Linked DNA regions of Homo sapiens: all the other regions are linked to region 3. Evidence: chromatin loops called from intact Hi-C (ENCODE). Cell type or tissue: gastrocnemius medialis. All regions are shown on one strand.

Region 1 (4,000 bases), 150 kb before region 3:
TGGCTCTGCCACTTTCTGAGATATGTCACATCAGACAGGTGACTTAACCTCCTGTGTCTCAGTTTCCAAATTCAAAAACGGAAAATGTATTATGACGATCAGATGAGTTAATACAGTCAAAATGCTTCTTAGAACAGCATCTGGGATGTAGCAAGCACTCAAAAACATATTAGCTATTATGATCACACAGAGATGCATACCTCCTAAAATCTTTCTGGGCTCCCACCGCCAGCATGATAAAGCCTCACTTCTCACCAAAGGCAAATCAGGCCTCTCATCATCTGCCTCCTCCCTCCCCAGCCCCATCTCCCGAAGCGCCTCTCAGGGCACCTCTGCCCTTGCACAAGGCAGGGCCTGTTCCTAGCAACTCTCAGAGTAGCAGTGGAAGTTTCCAACACCAAGATCTCAGATACCTCAAGCTGGCAGGAGTGCGAGGTCCAACAAGAAGAGATTTTATGAATCAGCCAGCCATGGGGGTGGGGCATGGCCAGGTTTCCTGATTCCCAGACCAGGGTGCCAACAACACCTACTGTTCATGTGAGAAAAGGAGAAAGAGGAGGAGGGGCCACTGGCGTCTTTTGCCCACCTGGGGTTCCTCGCTGTGGGAGAGGGGGAGGCCAGAGGACAGCAAGTTCCCTGAGAGCCTCTCAGAGAAAAGGAGGGTTTAGATCATCACACAGGATAAGGAAGAAGACCTTTTCCAAGGGGGTGGAGCAGAGCCTGCCTGGAGGTAAATTTCCTTTGGGAACTGTCTTCTTCAGTATTTCCCTTCCTCTCTGAACACCGTTTCTTTTCCTTTCAGATTATCTGACAGCCTTTTAATGAACACCTACTAAGTGCCCAGCACTTTCCTGGGAACTTAATTCTTACAACCTGTTAAGAGGTCTATACACTCATTTTACAGTGGAGGAAATGGAGACTTAGCGGAGATGTGAAATTTGAACCAGGTCCGTGTGGTTTCAAAGCCTGCGCATGTTCCTTTACCCTATGGAAGCCTCCAGAAGCCAAGGTCTCATCTCCCCTCTTCCCTGGAGGCCCCAAACCTGGGTAGCTGTGCCCCTAGACCTTTGAGGGAGGGTCTCGAGCCATTATCTCCCTTACCTTTTCTTGCAGTGACTTGGCTTCTCCCAGGCTGCCGTAACCAGCAAACGCCTAAAGATGGCTCTGAGACGATGGCCTTCTGTGTGTGTGTCCATGAAATCAGGTAGTACACCACACAGAACCAGACTCTCAGTGACATGCCTGATATTCCACAGACCTGCATCCGAGCTGTGCAGATCTCAGGTAGACACAACCAGTGATTGGGGATGGCTGGTAGGATCTTGCCTAGGCAGGCCAGGGAGCTCTGTGAGGAGTGTTTGGGAGAAAATCCCCCAGGTTCATCTCCCTGCATGGACTGCCCCTGCTGGGCCCTCACACTAAGCTGGTCCTGGTCCTCAGTACTGAGGGATCACCACAGGTGTGTAGGCCACAGCTCACAGGAGCCCTCCACCTAGCGGGTCAAAGGTAGTGGAAGATCTGAGAGTCAGGCAGACCTGGTCCAAATCCCGGATCTGCCATTTCCTCACTGCATGATACTAAAAAAGTCACTTCTTCATCTGAAAAATGGGGCTGATCCCACCCATTCTGCAGGGTCTCAGTGGGGATTGAAGGGGGCTGACCTCAATGTAGCACGATGCCTGCCCCAGGTGGGACTTCAGCAAACTCTCTTTCCTTTCCCTTCCCTCCCCTTGAAGGCCAAGACCAAGGAAACAGAATTGGGCATGCCAGAACATATCCCAGCCCTGTGGGGTGTATTTACCTCCACTTCTGATCACAGTGTGTTTGCGTATGACCTTGAGGCCAGTGACTTTTACACCTTGCCTATGCTGGGCTGGGCTGTGACTTGGCTGTGACTTGCCTGCCCTGAAGCCAAGCCTCAGCTGACATGTGTCTTTCCACCACCCCTGCTGTGCTGAGTGAGCACCAGCCACCTGTCCCATTGTTCCTGCCCCAGGCTGTGTGTGGAGAGTGGTCTGACAGGGCAGACAACACCCTACACTCCAGATGTGTTGAGGTGAGCTCTGGGGGTCAGGAAAGAAGCAGGGAGGGGCACAGTGTGAACATCCTGTGCAGATTTCCCCCCAACTGGCCCCCCAGCTGGTTGGGTTTTCTTTTCTCAGTAACTCCTGGCAGAAGTCCAAGGAGGCCTCCTTCTCCCAAACCCTCTGTCCTTGGCTCAAAAATCCAGCAGAGGACGTGCCACGACCACGAAAGGTGACAGCAGTCAAGGGGAAAGAGGACTCCCTTACTGGAGTGCACAGAAGTTTCCTATTTATTTTGCTTACGCGGTTGACTTTTTCCAAAGGCTGCTTGGGACGGCTTACCTCGAAAAGCTTAGCAATAAGGCTAGTAGTAAATCAGACAAAAAAATCATGGACTGGGGGAAAGAAAGTAGCATTTAAATATATTTAATAAGGACGATATAGTCGTGAACATGTGCCTGAGTATCCTGGCTACCACAGTAAAAGGGGAAATATGATCAGTTATGGGAAAAGAGTAAAAATATTAATCATGATTTTTTTTTTCTTGGAGCTTTGTGTAATAGGCACTGATGTTGAAAAGGGTAGAGTTATTTTTCCATATTTGTAGAAATTCAGAAGATTATCAGACTATTTGCCTCACAAGGACTTTTTAGCAAGCAAAAAGTATGATATTGTCATGCACCCTGGTGAGGGGAAGTGTCATCCAGTTCTAGGTTTCTGTGAATCTACCTTGATGCAGGTGTTCAGGGAGTAGTGAGTTTCCTCAGTTGTAATGTAGACCAGCGCTTCTCAAACTTAAACACGTATACAACCTCCTAGGGGGTCTTGTTAAAATGCCATTCTAATTTGGGAGCTTTGGGGTGGCCTGACACTCTGCCATTCTAAAACCCTCCCAGGCCATCATGATCACCACCTTCCGAGCAGCAAGGGGTTAAAACCCAGGCATCTCCCATGATCTAGTAGTGAGTGCCTTTCTAATCGCCCCCAGCTGAAAGGCAATGCAATGTTATCATAGACGGGCAAGAAGAATCTCTTCCTTGGCTCTGTAAATGCTTCCGGGATGTGCTGGGTCAGCCTCCCTCCATTCTGGTTGGCGATCTTGGTCTAGTCACAAGCCAAGACCGTTGATCATACACAAAAGTTTAAGTACCTACTACGCGCCAGGAAGCTCCCTCAGAAAGATGGTTGGTCCTGCTCCCCCACCCACCCTCCACCCTGGCATCTTTTATCCACTCTTCCTTCAGCAACTGCCTTTATCAATGCTCCCTTGAGCCAAAATAAACAAATAAAAAGCAACTTCCTTTGGAAGCTACTCCATACTCTTGCGCTGGCCACAGTTACATCTCCCTGCAGATACACAGATTCTCATGACACAGAGCTCAGACAGTGCTTCCTCTCTGGAGGGCTCATGTTTCGAGAGAAGACTGGAAGGAGGACAACCTTATGCTCCAGTAGAATTCCAAATTCTGGGGTGCAGGGACATTTCGTGTGTGTATGTGGAGGGGGGGGTGTCCTAATGCCCTGTAAGCCACACTTTATAATGCTGTACAATATTGGGTCACCATCATGGGCCATGGAAAGCAGAATCTGTGAGGTTCAGTCCCAGGCTCCAGCACCCCTTTGTCAGCTGGCCTCCCCGCTCAGTGCCCTCTCCCACTACCTGCCCTGCCTCAGCTCTGACTGCTGCTGATGTGCCTCCACCCATCAGGTCATTGTGATGGCAAAGACAATGCCTCCATTTGCCCTGAATGCAGCCTTACATAGGAAAGAGCTTCCTGTGCTCCAGAACTTGGAGGAGTCCTGCAGCACCTGGTCTAGTGGGGAGAGCATCAGTGGGGAGCGGCACCTTTCCTGCAGCCACGGCCCACTGGGCAGGACCAGATCCAAGTGGCCTGGCTTCTGGCTAGGGTGTCAGAGTACATTGGGGCATACAGCTTCCCGTGGCCATCTCGTTTTCATGGAGGATTTATTTTGTG
Region 2 (4,000 bases), 400 kb after region 3:
CTATATGTAAGGCATCTAGCGCTGTGCTTTAAATACAAGAGATGATCAGTCAGTGATAGTTGGTATTATTTTTTCATTTTTCTATTCCCATCTTCATGAATATTATTTATTTATTTTAGCTACCCAAAGCCACCAAGGTCAATGAATATAATTTAAGTGATTAGTTAAACATTCAGGTGATATACCATAACTGATTTAGACATTTACATTTTGTTAAGCGGTTTTTTGTTTATTTCCTCAGTTTAAAACCCTAGGACTGGGATAATGGTCAAGTGTCATGAATATTTCTGTGCCAGATCTCTCTCTTACAGAAGTACCTACAGTGGTTGTTCTTGTTTTGGGAAGAAAAAAATGCTAATTTTATAATTGTATTTCATTGTTTTAATTAATGTAATTTGAAAATTTATTTGGTGATGATGTAATGAACATTCCTTTATATGTTAAGCAAACATTTGAAATGCCCATTGTAGTGGGAGCAGTGGTATAAAGGTAAATAAGACATGATTCTTGTCCTTGAGCTCAAATTCTAGGGTGGTAACACATGTCAACAAACAATTAACAATTCATAGTGACAGTGTAATAAGATCTGGGGAAAAGAAGTGGCATTTGAATATGGTCTTGGAGGATCATTTGGAATTGATCTGGGTAGAGAGAACAGCATATAGAAAAAGTCAAAGTATGAAAGAATGTGTGGTGTGTTTGGAGAAATGTAAGTTGTCTTGTTGGATATGTCTGTCTCTGTCTGGGTGGGTGTGGTTGTCTGTTCCTGTGTGTGAATCTGTGTGTGTGTGTGTGTGTGCGCGCGCGCATGTGCGTTGATTGCAGTGGGAAATGAAGTCTTGTGAGGGTCCTTGTGTTTGGGCAATGAGTGGGATCATTTTAAGACCTTTAAAATAGAGCTTCCCAACTGGTGTGCCATGAATGGTTTACCAGTGTTTCGGAGAGCAAGATACCCTTGTTTAATGGGACCTGGGCATATCAGATCCCCCTCCCCACCCTGCCCCAGGATGGTTTCTTTTGGCTTTGAATAGCATTTGTGGCTTATCCCAACGTGCTAAGAAATTATTATTTTCTTTGTTGCCAAGTTGGGAAAAGGATTGGGAAAACCACTGTTTTAGAGACTGTAAGTATTAGAAAGTTTATGGTTCCTACTCACCCTTGGCATCCACTATGGAATCAGAAATAAATATCAAATCCTAAAGTAAGCTTAAGGTAAACTTAAGAATTCTTAAGTCACCTTCCTCTTTCTCTCTCTTTTTCCCTCCCTTTACCCGCTGCCTCCCCCATTTCACTGGTGTATGCGCATGTGCGCGCGTGTGTGTGTGTGTGTGTGTGTGTGTGTGTGTGTCTGTGTGTGTGTGTGTGTGTGTGTGTGAAATATCTCTTTGGTGCCCTTGCGTTACTGGTGCCCTAAACATGCATTTAGTCTGCCTCTTGGGAAATCAGCATTAACATTCAGGAACAATTTAGAGGTATTTAAATAAGGGATGATAAGATTAGATGCAGGTTTTGAAAGGTAACTCCTGACTTCTAGATAATGATGCAAAGTTACAAGGATAATGCAAGGATGAGGTTAGAAATGGAGCAGAGAGACCAGATGCTGTTGCAGTGGTCCAGGGGAGGGATGATAGGAACCAGAAATAGGGCAATATAGATATGAGATTAGAACTGAAAACTGAGTAGTTTCACTAGACCTGAGAGTCCATTTGGACATGGGGGGAAAGAGTTGAAGATGATGCTAGGATTTCTTCTTTGGCAGCTTCCCTTCTTTAGCAAGGGAAGGCCAGATTATTTTTATTGAGCACTTCCAGTGAGCCAGGTATTTTGCTAGACAGCGAAGTTGTCACGAGTTCTCATTTAACATTTTGAAATAATTTCAAACCTAATGAGAAATCTCAAGAAAAGTACAACAAAGAGCTCCTGAATCGCCTTAAACTAATTTTTAACATTGTACTAGCTATGTACCGTGTGTATACACAGCTCAAGATGAGCCTGGAACACCTCGTGCTTGGCTCAGTAAGGCCTTTTCCAGATGCCCCAAGTGGTCACCTTGGAATTGTGTTTAGCCCTTTCCCTTTTTCTACTGTATCTAATTGGATCCTCAAATTTCAGTGAAACAACCTCATCATCTCTCATTTCTGGTCCTACATTTTAATCCTTATTTCTCCATTTCAGGGGAATGCACCATTTCTAATTTCATTTGGCTTTTTTCCTGAATTATTTGAGAGCAAGTTGCAGACATGATCCCTATCACTACTAAATATTTTAGTGTGTATTTAGCAAAACAGGACAATCTCCTACATAACCGCCAAATCAGGAAATCAACGTTGATATAACACTACCTTCAGGTCGAACCTAGATGCCATTCAAATTTTTCCAACTATCCCAGTAGTATCTCTCTTTTCTTTTTGGTCCAGCATCCAATTCAGGTTCACACATTGCATTTAATTGTCACATCTTTTAGTTTCCATCAGTTTGGAATGATTCCTCAATATTTCCCTGTCCTTTATGACCTTGACAGTTTTAATGAGCAGAGTCCTTTTTTTCTGTTACATGTTTTCCTCAACTTAAGTTCATCCAGTGGTTCCTCATGTGCAGACCGAGTGCATTGTTGGCAGGAATGCCATAGAAATAATGTCGTGATATTCTTAGTACATCACTAAGAGACGTGCTGTATAGTCCTGCTACTAGCGATGTTTAACTTTGAACACCTGTTAAATTCAAGTCTGCTGGGTTTCTCTACTGTGAAGTTATCGTTTTTTTCCTTTTGTAATTGGGAATTCTTATGTGAGAAGATATCTGGGAGTGTGTCAATAGAGCTGAAGGCTGTAACCACGAGCCTTCAGGTCTGATGATTGCTACCTGAATCAGCCACAACTGTGAAAGTTGTCACCTACATTTATTAGTTCATATTCTACTGAAAGAAGATTTTCTCCTTCTTCTCCATACATTTATTTATTCATTCATTTATATCAATATATACTCCTGGATTTGTTTCTGTTTAGTGGTTTATATTAGTTACTGTCATTTTAAAATTTCATTTTGTTGGTCAAATTGTCCCAAATTTGGCCTTTAAGTTGGCTCCTCTATCTCCTTGACCTGTCCCCCTCCTTGGTGTATTTCCTTACTTTCTGGCCTAACAAGATGTTCCAGATGATCTTAATACTCTCCTATCCCAGCTCTGAAATCATTTATTTTTCCAAGGAATCCTGATTTTATTTTACTTTTTTAAGTAGAGATGCTATTTAGGAACTGAGATCCGAGTGTTCAGTGTGTTCATTTCTGCTGGCATGTCATCACTTTTAGGGGGATAGAGCTAGGAAATACATATATGTATACACACATCTGAATCTGTTTCTATGCCTATGTACAGGTATTTTATAAGTTCACACTGATACAACCAATTCCAATCTAACATCTCAGGATTCGTCTAGCCTTTTCCCTTTCTGTATTTGTAAATCTCTTCTCCAGCAGTGATAAATTGGTTCCTATTATCTCCTCAGTGTATTTACTTATTTGCTCAATCCCCTTGTATGTGCCAGTCTTCCGACCCCGCATTAGTTGTCTCCTTTCTCCTTGCTTGCCGCCTCTGAGGCCTGTGGCATGGGGTCCTCAGAGCTTGCTGTCAGGTCCATGTAGGAAAGAGAACTTCTCATTTAATCTTTTTCCCCTCATTTAATCAGGACAGAAATTTGTTAGAAAGGTGCTATTCCCAGTTTTAAAAGGAGAACAGAGCTGAAATTCAAAAAGGTCTGTGTCTTTAGGCATGTTACTGTGTAAATAGCTGAGTAAATATTTTGCATTCAGATTCGTCTGATACTGAAGCATCTTTTCTCTCCTGTACTGCATAGCCTCTGAGTATCTGTGGAATCCAAAGTGGCAGGATTTAAGGTTGTATAGATGGTAGCTGAAGCAATGGGTGGGACTGTCACTGCTTATGAAGTATATATAAAGTTAGGAAGAGGCACACTGACAGAGCTCCTAACTACCATCACTGAAA
Region 3 (4,000 bases):
TGCTGTTCATCTATGGCCACTACAAACAAGCAACTGTGGGCGACATAAATACAGGTATGCAGAGCGGGGGTTGGAAGGGCATCTGCTCATCAAAGCAGGCTCAGCAGCTCAGACTGGAAGTCCCTGGGAACTTCACTCTCAAACTGCCTGAGGCCCTACTCTTCAGGTGGGGTATGGTGATGGTTCCTGAGGTGGAAAAGACCATGTTCCGGATTCTCAGTGTCTCCAGTAGTAACAGAATTCAAATCCTGGTTTTAGAAGGTCTTTACTGGTTATCACCAGCAGCTACTCTCTACTAGGGAAGAAGCAAAGGCTGCAGCTTGGAAAAGACTTGCTGAAGGCTCTCAGCTCAGTAGTATCATTGTTGAGCCGTTCAGCTTCTGCCCTAGATGGGCAGGATCAAAGTTGGAGCACTTTTTGGAGCACTTGACAGCCTGGCCAAGCCTGATGTCAGGAGCAGAGAAGCACCTGGTTTCTTGGGCTAGGTCAGAGCATTTCGCTAACAAGTCTGTGCCTTCCTGATGATAACTTTTTCCCTGCCCAGAAATCTTGGTGCAGATTTTGAGGCTGTGCTTTGGACTGTCATGTTCTGTAATAACATCTTTCCTGCCTTGGGCAGGTTTCATTCTGTCCCTAAGTCCCTGAAACATGGGTGGATACTGAGGCAACAGCGCAGTGCATTCTGTGCAAGGACTCAGGGTTATCATGGCAGCACAGAAGGGAGGTCTCCCCTGCCCCTGCTGAGGAAGAAGGCGAGCATGGTCCCTATTTCCGCAGTAGCTGGGGTGGAAGATGGAGCAGGTGGGCTGGCTGCCAACCAGCTGGAAGCAGGAAATAGTACCCAGAATGACAGATCACAGGCAGTACCATATCAAACCCTGGGGTTCACATGGAGCACTTAGTTGAAGAAGGTCTTATGGCGAAGGTGAGTTTTACAGTGAGTTCGTAAACTCTGTCCTTCCAGGGAGGGGAAGGAAAGGTGAAGTGGGGGAGGCCAGAGGTGCCAAGATGCTTTTCTGACAAACAGTATTTTCACAGAGACTGGCCTGTGCCCGTACTAGAGTTACCGATTTTCACATGAGTCTAGATAGACTGGCATAGGAATCTATCACTTACTGATCAAAGAGGTGTCATCGGCTCTCTCTAGGGCTGTACTATACAGCCCTATTACACGATTATAAAACATGATAGTCCAAACACGATAGTTTAGTATAATAGCCAGTAGCCACATATGACTATATAAATTTTAACTGAGGCTGGGCGCTATGGCTCATGCCTGTAATCCCAGCACTTTGGGAGGCCGAAGCAAGCGAATCATGAGGTCAGGAGTTTGAGACCAACCTGGCTAACGTAGTGAAACCCCATCTCTACTAAAAATACAAAAATTAGCTGGGCATGGTGGCATATGCCTGTAGTCCCAGCTACTTGGGAGGCTGAGGCAGGAGAATCGCTTGAACCTGGGAGGTAGAGGTTGTGGTGAGCCGAGGTCGCACCACTGCACTCCAGCCTGGGCAACAGAACGAGACTCTGTCTCTAAAAAAAAAAATTTTAACTGAAAATAGTTAAATAAAATCAAGTTTAGTCTTCATTCACAGGAACCACATTTCAGATGCCCAGTAGTCATTTCAGGTACTTGGTGTGGCAAGTGGCTCCTGAATTGGACATTGCAAATATACATGTACATTTCCATTTCCACCGCTTGGAGAGAGCTGTCGAGGAGTGCTATTCTAGGATCCTGATGATGACCACAAGGGCAGTTTGTTTCAGCTGTCCCTGGGAACACTTCCCTGAAAGCGCTCAGGGACATTTTCTCAGGCACAGTGCTCCAGGCTACGGACTCTGATTGTTCCCTGTGGCTTTGGGGCTGGGCATCGTAGTGAAATAGGACAACAGGGAGATGGTGAGTGTGTTTCCCAACTGCAGATGACAACAGGTCTATAAGCATAAAGTCATCATATAACTTAAAGAAACCTTACCCTCGGTGAAATCTCCCACAGATCAGCAAGAAATAGACTAACAATTCGGTAGAAAAATGGGGCTAGGATATAAACAGTTCATAGGAAAGGACACCTGATATCATTAATGATTAGGGAGAGAAATTGGGTAGCTAACAGCAGGGGTGAGAGAGAAACTTTATAGTATTTTCCTCTGTAGCTTTTGAATTTTAAGACATATGAATGGATTTTTTTTTTAATTGTAATTAAAGTATAATTTTTTTAAAAGAGAAATTTTGGAGTCATTTAACTTGTAAGACAAAGGCTATCTTGTAATAAGAATACTGTTCTTCCTATTTGCTCTAGATTTTAAGTTTGGATTGGCATACATTGGTTTTCTTAGGGCAGAACCCACTCTACTAGACCTATTTAACCCCATGACAGAGCCTAGAAGGAACAGGTGTAATAGAAGATGGCATTTATGGCAAGAAGGTTGATCAAGTTCTCCATTAGAATTTGAACCAGATCTAATGCCTTTTCTTCCCTTGTTTAAGAACGGCCCGGGATGTTGGACTTCACGGGCAAGGCCAAGTGGGATGCCTGGAATGAGCTGAAAGGTAATTGTTCTAATCAATTTCTCTCATTTGTGAAACCCAGTAGTGAAAGAGTCTTCATTATGAAGTGTAAGGGAAGAGGAGAGAAAACAAAGTCAATGGGGCACGTGTGGGAAACCAGCCTGACCTGTGCCAGAATGGGAAAAAACCGGGCCACCTACTTTTTCTCCTAACACCATTTATGCCTTTTCTAAAAGCACCATCTCTGAGCAGGAGCATCATCTAGAGAGGAGGGGCTGGGAACCAGGCCACTGAAAAATAGTTTGGGAAATGATGTAGTTGGCGTAGGCTTTGGATGTGTTCAGAATAAGGGGTGGTTTCCTGTCTGCAACTCCCTCTCCCCTACAAGGCCAGGCGGTGACCCCCTAACCCCAGTGGCCCTCCCCAGTTCCTTCCTAGCCAGAAGGATACATAAAAGAAGGGAATGAGCTAATGCATGGCCTGCCGCTGGCATCGTAGGCTCAGTGAATGGAGCCATTATATGCTAAGCACCAGCAGCCAAGAAGTATCCAAGCTCGTACTTAATCACGTGCCACCTGCAGCAGCAAGACCCAAGAGTTGGCACCAAAGCTCCTGGCAGCATTAGTGTTCCTGCTGGCTAGTTTCTGAATAAGCCCTCTGTCCTTCTGCGAATGAGAAACCCTTGAATTCAGAAAGGGCCACAATACAATAAACACACTCCTAGGATCTGCAAGTAACTGGGAAGGGAATGCCCATCTGCCTGCCCATTTTCATGGGACATTTCCATACCATCCTCAGGCCCCATGTACTCTCCAGTGCTTCAGAACAAGCTCTGAGTTCCAAAGGGTCTCTATCCTTCACCATAGAATCCAGGAAACTGGGTGTCACTGTCTCTGAGGGATACATTCAGTGTCCTTTCTACTGCAGCAAGAAGACAAAGATTTGTCTCATTCCCCTCCAAGAAGCAGCCACTTTTGGTCAGAGTTCCTGAAACTTTTCTCATAGCCTCTCTCTGGGGAGAAGAGGGTGCCTGGCTTTGCTTTTTCACTGCCAGCTTAACAGCTCTGGAAGATAGGAGCCCAAAACAGAGACACTGAAAAGGCCAAAGCCAATATCAGCCACGAGAGTTAGCAGGACCAGTAAAGTCACCACGATGACAGTTTCCTACCTGTCTGGAGGGTGGCACCTCTCTCCCAAGGCTCACAATGGCCATTCCCCCAGGACAGGTGGGGGACGCAGGTGTCCAGCAGATGGGCGACAGATCTTGGCCAGCCCCACCAGGCTTTCTGAGCACAGTTGCTTATGGAGCATTCACTTCGGGCCAGGTTCTGTGGATACTGTCTCCTGTAATTAGTAGAATCTCAACTTTATTAAGTGAGAAACTGAGCCTAGGAGAGTTACAGCAGAGCTGCCTGGGGCTCTGGAGGCTGCTTGTTTCCTACCATGCTACCTCCCTGACACATAATCCTGTCGATTCCTTACAGGGACTTC
Region 4 (4,000 bases), 62 kb before region 3:
TGACTTGCTTCAAATATTTGTTTTGGATCTGCTGGCAGAGAAGATTTCAAACTACAGTTTGAAGAAAACAACTAGCCAAAAAAAAAAACAACAACAAAAAAAAAAAAAAACAAAAAAAACCTCGGTCTTTGATAGACTGGGTACATGCCTGTAATTTCCACCATGGTGTGGGAAGGTAAAACGGGAAACACTCTACAGAGGTTCACTCTGAGTCCTGCTTCTGGAATCCCCCAGTTTCCTGGGTCCGACACCCACATTACCGAGTAACCAGATTATCACTGTTTCTATGTAAGAGTGAAGAACGGCCACCATAACATACTGTCGAAGGAAGAAAACACGCATGACCTAAAATATTGCTACCCAGAAAAAGAAAGGGAATGGGACTCACACCTTAAGGAAACACAAATCAAACATCATCCCGAAAGAGAAGGGGGAGCCACAGAATCCCACAATATTAGCTGTACAGACAAGATCACCCAAAGGGGCGAGGCGTGAACGACAGGGTTCCAGTTGGGGGCAGATGACAGAAGTGACACGCAAAATGAAAACGAACCACGAGGGAGTTCTGGAATTATTACAGGACCTGGCTTGCCGAGAATGCTTCCCTCAGATAAACACTTAGAGTTTGGCCGCTGTATCTTGTTTTAAAATGTTTCCAATGAAACACAACTGGCTTTGGAAGAGTTACCCAGCCACAATTTCTCTCTTAAACCAGACCAGATTCGAAAGACAACAGTAGTAGAATGTAGCAAAATGAAAGAGAGAAAATAACACTTAAAAAAAAAAGCTTACATGTAAATTTATTACTTAGGGGAATTAGCCCATAAAACTACAATTGCTGACAAAAAATTATAAGTAACATTTCTAGGTAAAAGTCTCTTCTTGCTTCTACTGATCAAATCTTTTTGAAGTACGTATTTTCGTACTGGGTCCACAAGCAAAAACTCCACTGACGTCAGGTGTAGAATGTTCCACGGGGATCTGCAGTGCAGATAAAAAGCCAAAGGATGAACTAGAGAATTTCTCCCTGAGAAAAGAAATCTTCAAACACCTTTTTTTCCCCTAATTTCCCCACTTGCAGCCTTTCTTTTCCTTTCATGACTACTGCAGAAAAGTCCTAACGATAAATTTGTTACCCTGGCATTATTCCCATGGCAACTGGCTGTGATAGCAGTGACAGCTCTACAGCAAGATCAAGCAGTGAAAAGGGAGACAGAGATGACTTCGAATTTTTCTCTTAAACCTCTTAAAAATCTAACCAGACACGGCACTGAGGGAGGGAAAATTCCCTAGAAAAATCACATATTTCAGGCCAGGCACAATGACTCACGCCTATAATCCCAGCACTTTGGGAGGCTGAGGTGGGCAGATCACTTGAAGTCAGGAGTTCAAGACCAGCCTGGCCAACGTGGTGAAACCCCGTCTCTACTAAAAATACAAAAATTAGCTGGGCGTGGTGGCACATGCCTGTAATCCCAGCTACTCAGAGGCTGAGGCAGGAGAATCACTTGAACCTGGGAGGCGGAGGTTGCAGTGAGCCGAGATCGTGCCACTGCACTCTAGCCTGGGCGACAGAGAGAGACTCTGTCTTAAAAAAAAAAAAAAAAATCACATTTCAAGTATCATTTTCACAACTCAATTCTCACTAGAATTTTTTGTTGCTCTCCAGGTACCCTCATCTCCTTCCCCAGGTATAACCTCAGCTTGTCCCCAAGAGCATAGCAACACCACTCTAGATAACAAAGAGAAAATCGCTCCCTGCAGGGACCCAAATCACCCCGAGCCCAGGGTTGCTGGCTTGCCGGAGTTCGGAGTTAGGAGTTCGGAGGGCAGTTTGGAGTCCTCACAACACCCTGAAATGAGTGGAGAATCTGGGAAAATAATCTGACTCTGATCCAGGACCAATAGCCTTAAAGTAAGAGGACAAAAAGAGGGATTTGCTTCTCACCTTTACAGATGGTTCATTACATAAGTCAGTTTGAAATTAATCACAACAAGACCAACAACTCAATATTTTAGTAAAGTCAAAACTTGCCAACTGCCTTCTCCAGGACAGTTTCCAAACAAAGCAGTTGTTCCTGAGGGCCTTTTACACACATCACTCCGGATGCCTTCATTGTTTTACACAACCTTTATGACAACCTTCTAGAATAGGTTTCATTATTCTGTTTTTACAGAAAACAAAATAGAGTTTCAGAGAGGATAAGAGGCTTACAGAAAGCAAGCAAAGCACACAGCCTTCATTCTAACCGATTTTCCCCAACTTCATGGGTTTATACTTTTAAAAAAAATTCGTCCTTTAATTACAAGGAATACATGTAAACTGTAGAAAAATTTTTAAATCACCATAAAAGCAATTAGATAATACAGAAAAGAAAGAAGAATATCAATTACTGGCAATGCCAGCACCTCAAGAAACCATTTCTATAATTTTGGCGTATGATCTTTTCTCCATATACGCATAAACAATAATCTTACATGTATACTTTAAACATTTTAAAACAATAATGGGGTCGGGCACAGTGGCTCATGCCTGTAATCCCAGCACTTTGGGAGGCCAAGGCAGGTGGAAAACCGAGGTCAGGAGTTCGAGACCAGCCTGGCCAATATGGCAAAACCCGGTCTCTACTAAAAAATACAAAAATTAGCTGGGCATGGTGGTGCACACCCATAATCCCAGCTACTCAGGAGGCTGAGGCAGGAGACTTGCTTAAACCCAGGAGGTGGAGGCTGCAGTGAGCTGAGATTGTGCCACTGCACTCCAGCCTGGGCGACAGAGCAAGACTCTGGTCTCAAAACAAAAACAAAAACAAAAAAACCCAAACAATAATGGTATCACACAGTATGTTCTATTTCTATTCAATAAATCAAGCTCTACATCAGTGCTTCACATACAGGGAAGGTCAGGGCTAACCCCACCACCCTTCTGAAGACTTAGCACAACCTCACAGCTTGTCCCTGTTGGCTTAGAAACAAGTACCATTGAAATTCAAACTTGAGAAAGTCTTATTGGTCAAACCGACCCACAGAAAATTCAAGGTCATATTCATTCCCGACGGTGGTATAAGAGTATCCATTTTCCTACACCTTGAACTCCCTTGGACAATGCCACTTTTTCATGTCTGCTAATCTTATAACAATTGCTGCTGTCCAAGGTCACCCAGACAGTAAAAGACAGAATCAGGTTTTGGACCCAAGCACTCTGGCTCTGGACTCTGTTATTTTCATAGAGATGAGCATGCTAATTGTTGTGCAGGCTAATCTAGAGCTCCTGGCCTCAGGCGATCCACTAGCCTGGCATCCCAAACTGCTAGGATTACAAGCATGAGCCACTGCACCTGGCCCCAGACTAGAGTCTTAACACTAGACTCTACTACATAAAACAGTATCTATGTACTCATTTCTAATAAGTACTCATTCTCTCCTAATAAGGTGGAGCTATTTTTTATGTGTGAGTTATTTCTTCTATCAATAGAATTTTTCTTTTTCATAGTAATTACAAGGGCTCTTTATAAAGTCAGGCTAGTAACTTTTCTTTTTTTCTCTTTTTCTTTTTTTTTTTTTTTTTTTTTTTTTTGAGATAGAGTCTCACTCTGTTGCCCAGGCTGGAGTGCTGTGCTGGAGTGCAGTGGTATGATCTCAGCTCACTGCACCCTCTACCTTCCAGGTTCAAGCCGTTCTCGTGCCTTAGCCTCCCAAGTAGCTGGGATTACAGGCGTGTGCCACCACACCTGGCTAATTTTTGTATTTTTAGTGAAGATGGGATTTCACCATATTGGCCAAGCTGGTCTCGAATTCCTGACCTCAAGTGATCCTCCCCGCCTTAGCCTCCCAAAGTGCTGGGATTATAGGCATGAGCCACCATGCCCGACCCCAGGCTAATAACTTTTTATCTGTTGTATATGCTGCAGATATTTTTCAAAGTTTATTGTTTCTCCTTTAACTGTGTTTACAGTTTTTAGTTTATAGGTAGTCAAATTTATCACTTCTCCCCCTTTAT
Region 5 (4,000 bases), 140 kb before region 3:
TAAATTTCAGATCCATAAAATGGGAAAGACTTTGCAGAAGCTGTTATTCACTTTACCTGACTGGGAGATGTAGATTGTTCATATCCAAGGGTGTTAGTTTTAATACTAACATTAGCATGTGGGGAAGGGTGATCGAGATGGTGGGGAGTAGGGCCCCCCACCACCTACCCCTGGGACCTCTAAGGGAAAGTACACACCACCGTATGCTAGTTGCATCCTGTTACCTGTGCTGCAGAGCCAAGGGGCCAGAGGCAGGGAAATTAATTCTGCCTTGTAAAGGCACTGGGCCTTCCTGTTGAATTTTGCTACTTGCGGGGAAGGCACTTCCCAGGCAAAAAGATTAAGCCTATAACCTAAGCAGAAAGCAAGCAAGAGCTTTGGGTGGGAAGTGGCCAGAGACATAGATCAGGCAGACCCAGGTTTGGAAGGGCCAAGGAGACAGCACATCTGCCAATGGCAGCAGCTGGGCCTCACCTGCCCTGACACCCCCACCTAATGGGGACTGGGCAGAACCCTCCAAATGGTTGCCATGCCCTGGCCCAGGAGCCTCCAAAAACCCTGAAGCCATTGACTCAGCATCCCTGAAGCCTCCTTCCATGAGTACCCCCATACCAGGCTGCACCTCAATGCACCTTAGATCTGGTGTTTGATTTTCACTTTGACCAGATCTGCAGCAGTCTCTTTGTTAATATTTATTTCCAGTGTTTACATTCATCTTTGCATAAGTCCTCAGTGTTACTAAGTTTATCAAATAGCGAAATGCTTGGCCAGGTCTAACAATGTCACCAAGCTGCAGAAGGGATTAGAAACTCATAGTATTATTATTTCATCACCACTGAGTACAAGAGAGCCCCAGCTAGGTTCTGGGGAGAACAGCTATGACTCACAAATACTCCCCTCCCAACTCACAAATACTCCCCTTAGAATCTAGTCCTTAAATCATTCAAACCACAAAAATGTATTGAGCACTTACTGTGTGCTAGGCCCCGGTAGGTGTTAGAGGCACAGAAATGAGTTTTTTATTGGCCCCCATCCAATGAGGTGACAGACAAGAGAACCAGTGTGTGCAGCCAATGTTAATGTGACAAAAAGTGCAGAGTTAGTCCCAGAGCGTGAAGTCCTCCCTGTCCTAGGCCCAGGTGGAGGCCAGGAGCTGCTCCCCGGGCTGCCTGGACCAGACTTTTGAGCTCTTGGGACCCTGGCGAACATCAAAGCTGTTGCAAAAGTCAGAGCTCTTGCAAAAGTTGGAGCTGGCCCATGGCAGGTGGTTGAGAAGTGGCTACATGACTCTTCCCATGCAGAGCGGTTAGAGGGTGGAGGCCGATTTCCAGTATCCCTGGGAATCCAAAGAAAGAGGCCACTGAGGGGCAGGGGAGGGCCCCTCCGAGGCTTCCAGAAAAAGGCAGTGCAGCAGCTGGGCAAACCAGGATAAGGCATGCATCCCTAAGCCCAAAAATCAGGTGATGTGAGGCAGGCCGAGCTCCATGGCAGACATGCTGAGCTGCCTCTGTGTGTCTTGGCTAACTCTGCCCTTTCCTAACCCCACGGCTCACCCTGCCCAGGAGCAGGGATGAGGCCCATCCCTGATTCAGCAAATCCTGTGCCATAACAAGGGGAGGGGTGGGGGCAGCCACAGCCCACAAGACCCACCAGTCCCAGGGTTTGTGCAGCTCCAGGTCTCCCTGGAAAGCAAGAAACCACCCAGCTCCAGACGCTGAGGCTGCAGATTCAGCTGCCACTGCCTGATGGCCTCCAACCTGGCTGGATTAACTGGCCCATAGGGAGCTGGCTGCCCCCACAAGCCAGCTCCCTGGCCTCCCTGGGCAAACTAAAGCCCTCCTCCCTGGCTCCATAGCGCCCGGTCATCCCCTCATTCCAGCACTTTGCTTCTTCCTGCATTGTGTAGCTGGCCTTTCTCCTAAGAGCCTTAAAAGGGCAGGTCATCTTTGGCCACCTGCATGGCCCCGGCGCCTTGCTTCATGCTGGGTACACAGCAGGTACTCTGGGAATAACAAATAAGAGAATTTGTCAGAGGAGGTTTGGCAGGATGGACTATTGCATAGAACTGCACAGACTGTGCACTGCACGCCTCCAGAGGGCACTCTCCACAGGGATTACTATGTAAATGGCACCTCCTAAAGTTGTGCAGCATAGGGACCCTAGGGCTTGAGCATGCCCCACCCGCCTCCGCTGCTTCAAGCCCCTGGCCTTGGTGCTGACTGTTGGGCTTTCCTCTTCCCCTTCCCAACCAGCACTGACCATCATCCTTCCCATACGCTGGCGATGGGTAGTAATGAACTGTCCCAGTGAGCAGTTCTCCCAGACTGGGCTGTCAAAGCATGCTAGTGAGAGATTCCTGGATGGCAGGCAGGCCATCTGGATTCTTGCTCAGCCAGGAAACTCTGTCCTCTGGGAATATCCTCCCAGTCAGGGTGTTAGGGGGCTCCTGGATCCCCAAGATCTTCATGGTCCCCTAGAACTGCTCCTCTCCCCAGCCTGCAGTGGGCCTAATGACCCACATGTAGCCAGGGAGTGGTCCCCATGGGGTTTGTTTTATTGACTCAGCTAACAATGCCACAATGACTCTGATTGCCTTCTTCTCACCTGAGAGACCCAGCTCTGGGCAGCCAAGGGGTACGTAGGGACAGAGCATATGCATGTGACCCTCAAGATCTAGAGGAGCTCAGAGACAGCATGGATACTCGAAGCCCCCGTGAGCAGGGAGGACTTTCTGGACCAAGTGGGCTGGGAGCTGGGCCAACTGTAAAGACCCAGGGAAAAAAAAAGTCAAAACTGAGTTGCTCTTGCATGCAAGTGAGTGGTTAGTTCATTGACTCCGTCCACAGCCCTTTCCTGAGCAGCTACTGCAGTGGTTTTCAAAGTGTGGTCCCCACACCAGCAGCACCAGCAATTCTGGATGTGGAGCCCAGCAATATGTTTTCATCAGTCCTCCAGGTGACCCTGATGCAGCTCAAGTTTGACCTGATGTGTCCTAAGTGCTGGGGTTTGCAAAAGTGAGTTTTACTTAGTTCTCACCTTGAGGAGCTTGGAGTGGGGGAGAAGATAGACAGGAAAGAAAACAGTACTGTCCAGTGAGACGTATTGCTCTGGAGGGCCATGGAGGCAGAGGAGCAGTTGGTATAGGCTTGATCCTTGCAAGGGTAAGTGGCCTGGAGACCCCAGTGGCATGACTGTCCTCGGCAGGGAACCAGATGTTGGGACCAGCATCCCCTAGAGGGCTCAAGGAGCCCAGTGCCGACCCCAGTGCCCCAGTGCCCAGCCACCAGGGCTGTGGCCCTGAGCAGCAGGTCCTCCTACTCTTCCCTCCACCCCAGATCTTCTGCTCTGCTCTTCCCCCTTCTTCTTCCCACTCCCAAGTCCCAAATAGTAGCAGGTCTTTTCCTCCGATTGTCTTGGGGAGAAATGGGCATGTACCTCCAGGCCATTATCTTAGAGCACATTTTTAGAAGATTTTAAAGTAAATTTTTCCATTAGGCAGAGAACACCGTGTATTGATTTGGGTGCATCTATTTCTGCTTTACCCAGACAAAAAGATTTACAAAATATCCTAGAGAGGAATAGAATTAAAAATGAGTAAATTTAACAGGCTCAGAGCGTAGCACTTTATTTGTCTCATATAATCCTTGCCACACCTCATTAAGGTGAGGAACATCAGCCCATAGTGCAGATGAGGAAATGGGGCTCAGGAAGGTGAAGTGACTTGGCCGGGCCGCCAGCTAGCAAGTGGTCTGGTGGGATATGAAATTCCATCCCTCTGCTGGGCCCTTGCTGGCTGACCTTGCAGTTTACTAAGGTGACTGATCCTGAATAAATCCAGAGTGTTCTAACGTTTTGCTGAGCCCGTGTCCTGTTGGCTGCATTGTGGGGAGTGGCCTGGCCTGGCTAGGGAAGCTCTCAGTGACCAATTGTGGCTTCAGCTGTGTTATTTAGAGAATCCCAGGGGCTGAAATGATCCTCTGCCTGGTTAGGGAAGGGATGA
Region 6 (4,000 bases), 110 kb after region 3:
TCAGACATCCTGGAGCTGAGGTTGACAGCAGCTCAAGGGTGAGTAGGGTCACTGCCCCACGGCGGAGATGAGGAAGCTGAGGTTCCAAGAGGGGGAAGTGAGAAGTGTGGGTGACAGAGCTGGTGATAATGGAGCTGGGATCCCACTCAGCCTTCCCATCTCCCCAGCCTGGGACAGGCTGCCTCCTCCAGGCTGGCCTTGGTGGCAGCAGACCTGGCTGCTAGCCCCCCACAGTGTTGATCGTTTCCTGAACACGAGTGACACTGCCTTGTTCTCTCCCAGCCCTGGCTCCAGCGTCTGGGCACAGAAGGCACAGAACAGACCCAGGGTTTCCCAGCGTGCGATGAGCTCACCACTCACTGGTGGCCTGTGCTTTTGGCTGGTACATGGTTGAACATTTTTTCATAGTTGCACTTTTTTAAAGAAAATGTGTATTAGAAACATTATAAAACTAGCATATCACATCTGTGATTTTATAGCTACTATTGTTTAGGATGAGGCTAAGTTTTTTAAAAGTCCATTGATTGAAAGGAAAACATATGAAGGAAATCATAGCACAGGAGGTGCGTGGCTCTAGCCAGGCTGGAGGGAATGTGGCTTGGGGGAGCTGGACAGTCCCTGTGGCCTCCTCAGTGCTTGTGGAGGCTGCCTTGCACGGTCCCCAGGCTTTGAATGCAGCATCTCAGACTCCACTCCGGGACTCCCCAGTCCCCCAAGCCAAGCAGGAATGGGAGGCAGGGGAGAGCGCTCCCAGCTTAGCTTCGGATACCTGTCCTGGCTCTGGCCTTCCCAGGGAGCCCTGGCAGGGAAGGGACACAGCCCAGGACTAGGGTCATCCTGGGCAGTTTTAGTTCCAGAGCAGCACAGCTCACTGCCTGACTTGGGGGTAAGCGGCATTCATTGAGATAGGGGATGGGGGAGCTTTGTCAATAGGGCCACACTTACTGAGCCACGAGGGAGGGGTCACCGCCCCAGGAGAGCCAGGGCTAGAAGGAATATACATTAGCTGTGTGGGCAGGCAGATCCAAAGCATGTGAAGAGCAGGGCTTCCCACGCCTCTGTCGTCTCTGATGGCCACCTCCGCCACCAATTGTCTGGCTGGAGGGGATGGGATGGAAGGCTGGGAAGTTTAAGTGGGGAAACAAGAGAAGACAATGCCACCACCTGGGGAGGAGGGGTTGCCTGCCCCAGTGCCCGTGGCCCAGGAGGACAGCATGGGATACCAGGTTGAGGGAGGTGGTATGGTGGAGATAGAATGGGCTTTGGACCCAAGCCTACTTTGGGTATGACACTTAACCTCTGTGAGCCTCAGTTTCCTCATCTATAAAATGGGCACAGTAATATTTCCCAGGATTTTTGAGAGAATTAAATGATATGTGGGTGCGGTGGAATACTTTCTGATCCATCAATCTCTTCTTTTTTCTTCTCCTGTTTTTTTTGTTTGTTTGTTTGTTTTTTGCCTTTTCTCTCTCCTTCCTCCTCAGATTGAAGTCACAGAGAAAGGCAGGAAAACTTCCTGGCTTAGGTTTCCAAAGGCCTCTGGGGGATGAAGAGGTATGCTGGGATAATCAAAGCACTTGGGAGAAAACAGAAAAAGAGCAAGAATTCCCAGAGACTGGGGAGAGATGGAGGGGAAGTGATGAGCTGGGACATGGAGGGTTCCAGAAGAGGTGCAAATACCCTGCTGCCCAGCCAGCCCTGAGGAGGTGGGATGGCCCAGAGGAGAAACAGCTGTGGGGGCAGGTCTAGATGGGCAGACCACACACAGCCTTGCCGAGCCCATGCCTCCCGGCAAAGCACAGGAGGGGCCAGTGGCCCAGGATAGACAGGGCTCTGCCAGTCACCACCTGTGACTAACACCATCATCAGCTGCAGGCGAGATCCCCCTGAACGTGGTGGTGCTACGTGAATCTCTAGCCACCTGGGAAAATTGCAGGGGAAGATCCAGAAATGTCTGCCATCCCAGGAGAATGCAATCAGAATTAAAGTCAGAAAACGGAGAAAGTTCTATTTTTGCCCAAAGGGGTTTATAGATAAAGATTCCTGGTCTTTATATTTGTGGAGCCCCTGGCCCTGGGCCAGGTCTGAAGCAGACCCAGCAATGTCAGCTTCCTCTGTCCTGCCCACAGGGATAGAGAGGTGGCCCCAGAGGCAGGTCTGGGTGGGTTGGGGGAGGACTGAGAGAGGGGAAAGGGCCATCTCAGAGGGCAGGACAGTGCCTGGGAGTTTGCCCTGCATTCACCTGGCATGGAGCCTCTATCCTCCAGTCCTCTATTTATAAATAAGCTCAGATGGCCTGATAAAAACCTGGGACTATTTCTGGAGCAATGTGTCAGGCTGCAGTGGCAGGGGGCCAGGAACAGCCCGGCCCCCGGGGCCATGCTGAACTGGGCCACTCACACCCCTCCATGTCCCTGGTGCTCACTTCATCGGCTGATGGGGTCACCAGGGAAGCCACAGCTCCTCTTTGTCTTGGCCTTGTGTCTGTCCTCTCCTACCTTCTGCTTCTGCCGGTGTTTGCTCTTTCCTCTGCCCGCGGACCGCCACATCCATCTCTCAGGCACTTCCACTGCTCACCCCCACTCATCCCTTTCTCCTCCCCAGAACCCACAGTGGCTTAGGACGAGCTCCTGCACAGCGGCCTGTTTCCCAATTGCATCGTGTATCTCTTTGCCTCTCTTGGCTCAGCCATGGCCCCAGCCCCAGGCCATCCAAGGGGCAGCCTGGTGAGGTTTCTTCAACTTTGCTAATGACTTGACCTACAGTCTTAAGTCAAGAAGGTGTCGCTCTCCTTTGTGATGGCTGGACGCACAGGAGCTGTGGTCAGGATGGGGCTAGAGGAGCTGAAATCCCAGGGCAACAAGGGTATTTAAAAACACATCGCAGGAGAAACAGCTAAAGAGTCTTGGAACCAGGAATCATAAGCTGTTTGATGGGATGAACTATCTTGGGAGTGATGAGGTCCCCATCACTGAAAGTATTCAAGCAGAGAGAGTCATGGAATTAGGAGACGGAAGAGCATCAGACACTGAATGAAGTCTGCACTACATGAGATGAAGAACCCTTCCAGCCCTGAGGCCGAGCAGCCACTTCTCTGGAGCAGGCTGGCCCATCTATGTCCAGGAGGCCAGCCCCAGGCTAGCTTCTGAGCACGGGGAGCTAAGTCCTTCGCCTTCCAGAGACTGCACAAAGTGTGTGCCACCTCCACAGAACCCTCCTCATCCACCCGAGAACTCTTCCTCACCTGACCTAAAGCTCTTCATTTCATACCACCTTTCAAGCGAATTAAGGATTAATTGCCAGCAGCAATCTCTGTCTTTGTTTGTTTTCTCTAATGGAAAACCTTTCTCTCGGGAGGGTAAGGTTATCAGTCATTCACAGCTCAGTTGTGCTGTGTTTGATTAGACTGGACGGCAAAGCTGAGTCCTGTTTCGGCTCTGTGCGATCCTGGGCCCCTTGGAGCCTGTTTTCTCATCTATGAAATGGGAGTAATAATAGTGCTTATTGCACAGTTGTTTTAAGAACTAAAAATTTAAATTGCCTAGAATGTTATACAAACATAAGCTGCCATATTTTGGAAAAATGAGCCAAGATCAGTGGTGCCAAGGGAAGAATGGGCAGAGGTGAGCTGTGGGCAGCCGTGGAGGATGGTCCACGGTGTGGCTGCCAGAGGGCATCGGGGGCCAGGCAACTCCAGAAAGGAGCTAGGAATGTTAGAGAAAACTGCACTAACAGCCAGCATGCGTGAAGAACTGATTCATACTACACCGTGGATGAACCTCAAGAACATTATTCTCGGCAAAAGCAGACAGACACAAAAGGTCACATAGCAAATGCTTCCGTTGATATGAAATGTCCAGCACTGGCAAATCCACAGAGACAGAAAGTAGATTAGTAATAGCCAGCGGCTGCAGACAGGGAAGGAGGGGAGTGATGACTTAATGGGTACAGGGATTTTATTTTGGGGTAATGAAGATATTTTGGAATGAGACAGAGCTGG

What was found. Hi-C counts contacts between places; a loop is a spot of excess contacts. Peaks named below come from ENCODE experiments on the same cell type or tissue, not always from the same donor. Only the 100,000 strongest peaks of a DNase experiment are listed, where the experiment ranks them.
Region 1: a loop joins it to region 3, with 3 times the contacts of the local background. A loop is called at or near these places in 8 of 110 quality-filtered maps.
Region 2: it touches region 3 in a loop (3-fold over the local background); 6 of 110 quality-filtered maps call a loop at or near these places.
Region 4: it touches region 3 in a loop (2.4-fold over the local background); 25 of 110 quality-filtered maps call a loop at or near these places.
Region 5: it touches region 3 in a loop (3-fold over the local background); 9 of 110 quality-filtered maps call a loop at or near these places.
Region 6: it touches region 3 in a loop (2.9-fold over the local background); 5 of 110 quality-filtered maps call a loop at or near these places.

What each region holds. Positions count from the first base shown.
Region 1 is chr2:119,216,728-119,220,727 of GRCh38, forward strand. No RefSeq gene overlaps it. Among named protein-coding and RNA genes, the nearest start is that of STEAP3, 5.1 kb to the right of the region's middle. RefSeq lists enhancers at 771-1,970, 1,341-1,937 and a silencer at 2,146-2,440. In gastrocnemius medialis, a CTCF peak has its summit at 2,239; DNase peaks (open chromatin) are centred at 1,934 and 2,224; H3K27ac peaks cover 2,630 bases.
Region 2 is chr2:119,765,136-119,769,135 of GRCh38, forward strand. All of the region lies in intron 1 of PTPN4 (protein tyrosine phosphatase non-receptor type 4), which reads left to right. Among named protein-coding and RNA genes, the nearest start is that of PTPN4, 7.2 kb to the left of the region's middle. In gastrocnemius medialis, a CTCF peak has its summit at 2,104; no DNase peak of the experiment used is centred here; H3K27ac peaks cover 3,222 bases.
Region 3 is chr2:119,368,252-119,372,251 of GRCh38, forward strand. DBI (diazepam binding inhibitor, acyl-CoA binding protein) reads left to right here. Exons shown (of 4, transcript NM_001079862.4): 2 at 1-54; 3 at 2,489-2,551; 4 at 3,994-4,000. Among named protein-coding and RNA genes, the nearest start is that of DBI, 3.3 kb to the left of the region's middle. In gastrocnemius medialis, a CTCF peak has its summit at 1,703; DNase peaks (open chromatin) are centred at 1,770 and 3,100; H3K27ac peaks cover 2,931 bases.
Region 4 is chr2:119,305,848-119,309,847 of GRCh38, forward strand. All of the region lies in intron 5 of C2orf76 (chromosome 2 open reading frame 76), which reads right to left. Among named protein-coding and RNA genes, the nearest start is that of STEAP3-AS1, 59 kb to the left of the region's middle. RefSeq lists an enhancer at 1,486-1,987. In gastrocnemius medialis, no CTCF peak of the experiment used is centred here; no DNase peak of the experiment used is centred here; H3K4me3 peaks cover 1,225 bases; H3K27ac peaks cover 2,464 bases.
Region 5 is chr2:119,232,640-119,236,639 of GRCh38, forward strand. The region is part of intron 2 of STEAP3 (STEAP3 metalloreductase); the gene reads left to right. Among named protein-coding and RNA genes, the nearest start is that of STEAP3, 11 kb to the left of the region's middle. RefSeq lists an enhancer at 300-499 and a silencer at 2,021-2,070. In gastrocnemius medialis, a CTCF peak has its summit at 2,099 (motif pointing right); a DNase peak (open chromatin) is centred at 1,242; H3K27ac peaks cover 4,000 bases.
Region 6 is chr2:119,483,235-119,487,234 of GRCh38, forward strand. The region is part of intron 2 of SCTR (secretin receptor); the gene reads right to left. SCTR-AS1 (SCTR antisense RNA 1) reads left to right here. Exons shown (of 2, transcript NR_147847.1): 2 at 2,605-4,000. Among named protein-coding and RNA genes, the nearest start is that of SCTR-AS1, 8.8 kb to the left of the region's middle. RefSeq lists an enhancer at 3,823-4,000. In gastrocnemius medialis, no CTCF peak of the experiment used is centred here; DNase peaks (open chromatin) are centred at 207, 1,797 and 2,337; H3K27ac peaks cover 3,129 bases.